Linked DNA regions of Homo sapiens: region 2 is linked to region 1. A link is a contact called in ENCODE POLR2A ChIA-PET data. All regions are on one chromosome and are shown on one strand. The core of a region is the stretch at or near the end of the contact, and the rest is flanking DNA. Distances in the headings are between cores, read along the strand shown.

What was found. ChIA-PET counts read pairs that join two places held with the same protein, here RNA polymerase II (POLR2A).
Region 2: POLR2A ChIA-PET joins it to region 1 with 12 read pairs in BJ. The contact joins two enhancer-like sites. POLR2A ChIA-PET finds 5 or more read pairs at or near these places in 3 of 52 experiments (A549, BJ and activated CD4-positive, alpha-beta T cell).

Annotation. Positions count from the first base shown.
Region 1 is chr12:65,629,478-65,633,422 of GRCh38, forward strand. The region is part of intron 1 of MSRB3-AS1 (MSRB3 antisense RNA 1); the gene reads right to left. LOC105369806 (a long non-coding RNA gene) reads left to right here. Exons shown (of 4, transcript XR_945028.3): 3 at 1-65; 4 at 204-382. Among named protein-coding and RNA genes, the nearest start is that of MSRB3-AS1, 11 kb to the right of the region's middle. Within about 2 kb of position 2,239, at least 9 of the 41 ENCODE cell types and tissues checked have a DNase peak (open chromatin) inside an H3K27ac peak, as active enhancers do.
Region 2 is chr12:65,739,830-65,743,774 of GRCh38, forward strand. No RefSeq gene overlaps it. Among named protein-coding and RNA genes, the nearest start is that of HMGA2, 83 kb to the right of the region's middle. RefSeq lists enhancers at 1,683-2,183, 2,184-2,684 and a silencer at 1,684-1,733. Within about 2 kb of position 1,667, at least 6 of the 41 ENCODE cell types and tissues checked have a DNase peak (open chromatin) inside an H3K27ac peak, as active enhancers do.

The DNA of each region.
Region 1 (3,945 bases), core at 989-3,488:
TACCAAGTGTGAGCAAACTGGATGCCAATGTCAAAGGAGCCAAGTCACAGCATCTAACCCCCCTAGTAAGTCTCAGCCATTGATGGTGCCTGGTCTGTGGAAGATAAGGGTGGAGTTCTGGGGAGGAATGAGGAGAATGGTTTGAAAGTCAGTATAAAGCACATTTAAACCCCTGGACCCTCTCTTCCCTCTCCTCTACCCAGGTCCAGGCAAGTGTTCCTCCTCACCCTGCCAGGATGCCAGAATCTTACTATTCTGTGGAGAAGTTGAACTGGAGTGGCTCCACAACCAGGATGCCGGCCCCAGAAGAAGTGGAGGTGCAAAAGAAAAGGGTCTGAGCACAAGTGTAGATATTGAAACATAAGATTTCTTCTCCTTCCGGGTGCGCCAACCTTATGGGTTTGGGTTATAATCCTGTGGTAGTATCATCTGACTTTTTAAAACTGTATTTTTTATTCCTTTTATAAAAATTTTACTCACACATACACATGCACACACACACGCACACATACATGTATTTTTTTTAAGAGAAGAGGAAAAGCGTTTCTTGCGGAGGAAACAGCCTGTGTGAAGATCCTAACCAGTGCATTCAGGGGAGTGGCAAAGAAGACCTGGCAGTGCAAGAGCAGCAGTAGGAGGAGGACATGGGGAGGATGAGGTTGGAGAGAGCGGGGTAAGAGGAGGACATGGGAAGATGAGGTTGGAGAGCGTGGGGCCAGATGCTGCGGGACCTTGAGGGCCATCTGAAAAGTCTGGGTTTTCTTTGAAATGTAGCCATGAAAGGTTTTTAAGCCATGGGTAACATGATCTTATTTAGGTTTAAAGAGTTACTCTAGTTGTATAAAGAATAGTTTGTCACATATTTAGCTGGGTCTTCGCATGAAAAATTATGTATCCCAGTACTTTAGAGCGGAAAGGACCTTCAAGATCATTTAGTCCAACCCTTTCTTTTAAAAGATAAGCAAACTAAGAAGCAGAAAATTTATGATTTGCCCAAGGTCACAGAGCTAATAACTATGTGAGGCTTTTAAACTAGGAGTTGCAGGGTGATAGATTATACTTTTAAGAAATCTTTCTACTCTATATTTCCTTTGGCCAGAAATGATGTCTCCCTTTTCTGAACTTTCATCTCACTTTATTTTTCTCTCCTATGGTGCTTACTCATTTATTACCTTGATCATAGTTCTTTGTGTTCTTGTCTTGTCTTATCTCCTTTATGAGACTATAAAAGCAATCCCTGGAGAGCAGGAAATATGGTCTTTACCTTACGTGTCTCTGTAGGACATTGCCTGTAGTAGGTGTTCAGTCAATGTTTGTTAAGTAAACAGATCAATGGACAGGTGATACGTGAGTGAATGAATGAATGAATGAATGAGTTCTCCATATGCTATAAATACTGAGTGTTTACTGACTGAATATGCACGTGTAGATTATACTCTCCCTGATTTATCATTCTAGGCTACTTCCTAGCTATGTTTTCATTCATTTTTCTCTTATATGTACATAATGGAAAGTGGTTATTTTTAATCAGAAGAAACGAGGTGGCCTAGAAAAATATCACATTTCTAAGTCAGGTAATTCTTTCTTCCAAGATTATCAGCAGGGAGAGCCTCTCCACACTCTCCCCTTCCTTCCCTCCCACCCTACTGGCTAGGTTTAAATGTTCTTTCTCAACACATGATCTTTTGGGAGCTTACTTCTGAATTTTTTTTTTAAAGAGATGACTGAGACTGCCCATAAGAAACTAACCAAGTGTCCGGGGTAAAACTGTGATATCACAAAGGAGAAAAATGTTTTACTTAAGGTTAAAAAAAAAAAAACACAAAAAAGCAGGGCTGTAACTATGCCCTCTCCAGCAGAGCAATATACATACATCCAATGAAAACTAATGCTGCCAATAGTGGAGAAAGCCCTGAAGGAGATTTGGGAGCCATGGGTGATGTCCCTGCCTTCGATATTGACTTGTTCAATGGCTCTGATAATTCATGAGCGCTCTCTCTCTCCCCTCACCCCTGCCCTTGGTTTCCTCATCCATAAAAGATACATAAAAATATTAGAAACAATTGGTCATAGGTCCAGTTTCTGCTACCACAAAATGACCCATTAATTCTGTCCATAAAATTGGTCAGACTGGTTTCAGGGATAATTGTTACATTTTTGGACTCACTGATTTGGCATCTTGCACATACATAGTCAGGCGCATGTTGAGAATCTTTGCCGGAGATGAGGTTATACAATGGATTTTGGCTCCCTGCATGAAGAAACAAGCTTCAGGGCATGCGATTTGATGATCTAAGGTCTCCACTAAGGCAATCGGCACTCAGAAGACAAACATGACTCATTGTGTGTGGGAACTCATTCCACTGTTCACAAACTTCGGTTTGAGGGTTGGGAAGGTCTGGAAAAGATTCTAGTGTAAAGCCTAATTCAGAAGGGTACAGATTGTTTTCTTTGTAAAGTGACACATGTCAGTATTGTGAAACAGTGGAAACTGGAAGGAAAATAAAATATTGTGTCGACTGTCACAGAGTCATCCTGCTGCCCCGGCTACAGACATCTCTTGCTTTCTACTCCTGTGCTTCACTATTACAATGAAGCCACTGTCCTCAGATAGTTCCGGCTGCTTCACCATATTAGTTATCTATTGCTAGGAAAGAAGCCACCCCAAAAGTCTGTGATTTAAAGCCACAACATTTTATTATTTGTTCATGAAATCTGTAATCTTGGTGGAGCTCAGCAGCAATGCTGCTGCTGGTCTTGCGTGGAATCACTCATGCAGGTGGCATTATGTAGAGTCTCAACTAGGCTAACTCTCAAATAATACAGAATGACTTCATTCCCATGCATGTCACCACAGCTGGGATGGCTGAAACAGCTGGGGCTGGTCCGACGTCTCTCCCTCCCTCTCTCTCACTCTCTCTCAGTGGTTTCTCCAGCAGTGCAGCCGACTACCATTACCTGGGGACCCCGGGCTCCCAAGAGTACAAAAGCAGAAACTGCCAGGTTTTCTTAAGGTTCATGTCTCAAACAGCCACAGTGTCACTTCTGCAGCATTCTGTTGGTTACAGCAAGTCATAGGCCAACCCAGATTCAAGGAGAGGGGAAACAGATCCCATATCATTATGTAAAGAGTGGCAAAGAATTTCCAGACACCTTTAATCTACCACAACCACAATTACATGGTCAGGTCTTGTGGGGTAAAGGAGCATCTAGTGACTTGCCCAAACTTCTCCCCTGCCACAGACTTCCCCTTGTTCCTCCTTGGATGCTCCCCTCTTACAATGCAGCCTTCACTCCAGGGCTCTGGGCCTGTTGCTTTTACTTTTCTGTCACTACCAGCCAACTTCTCTCTACTGACTTTCTCTCCACCTCATAGTTTTTGATTATTCACAGGCTCTGCTGCTCCATGGCATTATTGTCATATGGCTTCTACTGCTATAAAAATTAGTAGTGTACAGAAAAGGTTAACAAAGTAGGCCAGAGACTGCTAGCCTTAGGAAGACCTGCTTGCAAGGTTGATCCTTGACTGGCATCTAGCAACTTGGATTTTGAGGGGCGTATTAGTTAGGGTTCCCCAGAGAAACAAAACCAATAGGATATGTATATGTGTATATACATATACATATACAAATATATGTGCATATTTGTATACACATATACATATACTCACATATATGTATATATATGTGTACACAAATATACAAATGTATATATGTGTATATGTGTGTATTCAAATATACAAATGTATATTTATATACATTTGTAAATATATGTGTATATTTGTGTATATATATGTGTATACACATACACACATATATGTATATACACATATACACATATATGTGTATATACATATACAAAAGAGAGAGAGACTTATTATAAGGATTTGGCTCACATGATTATAAGCCAATGATGATAAGTCCAAAATACACAGGGTGGGCTGAC
Region 2 (3,945 bases), core at 417-2,916, 110 kb after region 1:
GATGTCATAAACATTGTTTACATGGTTCCTTTTTGGTTTTAATATCAGTTTGCTACAATACAATGCATTTATAATTACAATTTTGTTAAGATATACTTGCTGCAAGTCAACCATTTTTCATTAAATAAAGATGTTCTTGGCCGGGCACGGTGACTCACGCCTGTAATCCCAGCACTTTGGGAGGCCAAGGCGGGCGGATCACGAGGTCAGGAGATCGAGACCATCCTGGCTAACACAGTGAAACCCCGTCTCTACTAAAAATACAAAAAACAAAACAAAACAAAACAAAAAACTAGCCGGGCGTGGTGGTGGGCGCCTGTAGTCCCAGCTACTTGGAAGGCTGAGGCAGGAGAATGGCGTGAACCTGGGAGGCGGAGCTTGCAGTGAGCCGAGATCGCACCACTGCACTCCGGCCTGGGTGACACAGCGAGACTGCGTCTCAAAAAAAAAAAAAAAGAAAGAAAGAAAAAGATGTTCTGAAAGAAACTCCAGGATGAGCAACTGCCTTCAAGGGCAGAGGTTTTAAGTTGCCAATAAAATAAAATAGTGACAAGTAAACACTGCGCCTCATCAAGAGGAGCAAGGCAGCTTCTGTTGTGTAGCCGATGTTCCCATTTTCAGAACGTAGATGTAGGTGAGTGAGAAGAAAGAGGATATATAAACCGTCTTCCAGCTCAAATTTGAAATTAAAAGAAAAAAAGACCTAAAAGAGGGGGCCTGCCCTCCACCAACAAGGCAGCAAACCTTGCAGCCTGTGGGGCTTCACCATAGCACAAACCAAGCACCTTTACTTGCAGCTCTCTAAGGGCCCAGATTTGAGTTTTGACTCAGAGAAGAGAGAGCAGAGGTCTCTAGAAATGCCTGTTGGGTTTGAAGAATGCTGATGACATTTTTGCAACTATCCTTTATCATCTGTTTTCTGTACTTCCACCACTGGCTCCACCTTTTTCTTTCTGCAGTTCAAAATCGTTCTGTGAAATATCTCCTCCATTTCAAATCTTGGCTCTTCACCACTCAGTTTAAGAGTAGCAAACACCTTGCAGCCTGAGGTTCCACCTTGAACATGGAGAACATTCAAACACAATATGGGGGAGGAGGCGACCTGCGTGACTTTTAACATCCCCTTCATATCCTCCCACTGGGCGCATTTTAAGCGCCAGCGCTCACCACATCCGGCTGCCCCACCGCCCGCGCCCGGAGCCCCAACATTCCCAGTCCTCTCCCTTCTCTCACTTCTAGGTCAACAAATATTTTAATAGGTCCTTTTGAACAGATGTGGCCTGTAGATGTATGCAATGACCCCATCGGAAATAATTTGGGGTGAAGGGGGAAGGCGACCTTCCTCTCCAGGAGAGCCTTTATTGTATAATCTCTAGTTAATGAGCCTCTCTCTGGGCCTCAAACCGGGCGAGTTATTATCCGTGTCTGCAAGTCTGGAGAAGAGGCTAAGAAGCAAACCTCCTGGGTGTCCGGGACCACCGGCCTTAGCCTTCTCCAAGCCCAGGGCAGGGCGAGAAGAACATGGCCCGGTTCCCCTCGGGGTCTCTGGCCCAGCTGCGGAGGGGGAAAGGTGATCGATCTTGCTGGGGGCCACCGCTAGCCCACCGCTTCCTGCCGCGACCTGCCGCGGCGGCCGGAGCCCGGGAGCTTCCCATTGGCTCACGGGCCGACGCCATGCAGTCTGGGGGGGCGTGGCCGGGCGGCGGGGCGTGGCCAGGCGGTGCGGGGAACTGCGGAGAGAGGAGAGGAGAGGAGAGGAGGGGAGGGGAGGGGAGAGGAGTGGAGAGGAGAGGAGGGGAGGGGAGGGCAGGGGCGGGGCGGGGCCGGGCGGCGGGGGCGCACACCCCAATCTCCCTAGCGCTGTGGGGGTGGCTGCAGCTCCCCGCGCGCTCCCTCCTTTGGGGGGGTTTCTGGGCTCGTGACTTTTTTTTAAATAAAGAATGAGCGGATGCCCGTGACAAGTTAATAGCTCTCGCCGCGCTCTAAAGTTAAGTTGTATCTCCTTCCCGCCGCGAGTCTCCTTCCACAGACCCGCCGGAGCTGCCGGGACGGGCGCTGCGCGGGACTGGGCGTTAGGTGCTCCCGGCTGGTTCCGGCGAGCAGCCCCCACCCCTCGCCCACGCTCGGGGTTAGAGACCCCAGCACCCCACGCAGACGGCCCGGGCTTAGACCTCTCCACGTCGCTGTGGCGCGCGCCCCGCCAACACCCCCACCCCACGCGCAGCCCGTGTCTTCTTTACCCCCGCGCACTTAACGCAGGGCGCACGCACGCATCCCGGCCCCCTCACACTCACACTGCGTCTTCTGTCACACCCCCTGTCGCACACACACTGTTCTCTGACTCCCACCATCTCCTGTCTCACACCCACTCCAGTTTCGTGTTGAGCGGCCGCCAGTTCTCCCTCGGTCGCGCCGGCGCACGCTCGTCCCCTTCTGCCCCGGAGCCCGCCCGCGCCGCACGGTGGCCCCTTGCGCTGGCCTGATCGTGGGAACCAGGCGGGGCCCCAGCGTCCCTGCCCCTGCCCGGTCATCCATCTCCCTCCCGGTCGGCCAGCCGAGACTTCAAAGGCGCCTCCTCCGGCCGGGCCTGCCAAACCCCGACGCAGCCTGGATGTGGGCCGGGGGCGCTCCCCGGCGGGGGGAGGCCGGGCCAGGGCGCGTCTGGGGCCGGCTCCGTCCTTAGTGCGGCGGCGGCGGACTCCAGAGCTGACCGCGGGGCCACCCCCGCCGCGGCCGGGCCACGCGCGGGCCACCCGGGAGCTTCTACCAGCCCAGCGAGCACGCGCCGGCGGGAGGGGGGCCTCATTTTCATGGCAAGGGAAATCCGGATAAGGATGGACTCCTTTCGGAGGAGAATGGGAACGCGCTAGTCCTGGTGCCTGACCCTCTCTCCTAAAGAAAATGAGTCTCCCCTGGAGCTTAAGCCATATTTCCTTCGCCTCCTTTCCTCCTTCCCATTCGGACACCCCTAATTGACAGGCTCTAATCCTCGGATCAGAACTACTTCTGCCTGGAAGATTTGGCCGGCTTTTCCTTTTCTCTCAGCGTTCCTGCAAAGCCAATTCGTTCTGAGCTGCACTGATGGCGGGCTGAGGGAGGAGGGCTACTTCCAACTTCTGGCACCACCTGGGTGGTCGCCGTAACCGAGTGATTCCTTTACAGCTATTTATAATCCTTAACTTTATGAAGGTTCTTTTGCTTAGAAGAGTTAAAGAAGGTTTAAGTATTCTATTTTGGCACTGATGTGGGGCATAGTCACTGAATGATATTTATCTATATTCAACTAGACTATGAATTTTTTGAGCATAGGGGTGTGTTAGTTCGCAGGCCGCAGATTCTAGCATAGGGCATGGCAAATAAATTGTAGCTGTGCAATCAATTATGTTGAATTCAAATGAACCAGCTTTTTGCATGGAGCTTTCCAAACACTTTATCATACTTAAAAATGTTATGTAAAGCTTTCCAAGAAGGAAGGAAAACAGAAGGAGAAAAAGAAACGGAGGATGCAAGAAGGAATCCCAGAATCATTTCAGATCCTTTGAAAGAAAGAGGTTAGATTTAAATCTCAAAGCTAAACCAGACAGATCTGCATATCTGAGAACACAGAAGCCCTAAAACCAATATTAAACATCATCTCAAGTTCATAGTGTTTTCCTGGCTAACAATGCTAGCTTCTCTTAATGTAAGTCTCTAACTTTAAATTGTCCTTATTACTTTTTCTGTCGTGTCTTGAGCTATGAACACAAGGCTAGACTGGACACAGATTGTTCAAATCTAGAAATTGGCAACTTAAGATTTTTATCTGTTAGCCAGCTTTTATCCCATTTAAAGGAAAGGAAGGAGTTAGCATAACCATATTAACTGTTTAGAAAAATTGGTGGCAGTATGGAGGATTCAGTAAAGTGCCTCCAGAGTAACCCGTGGCGGGACATCAATGAGCATTAA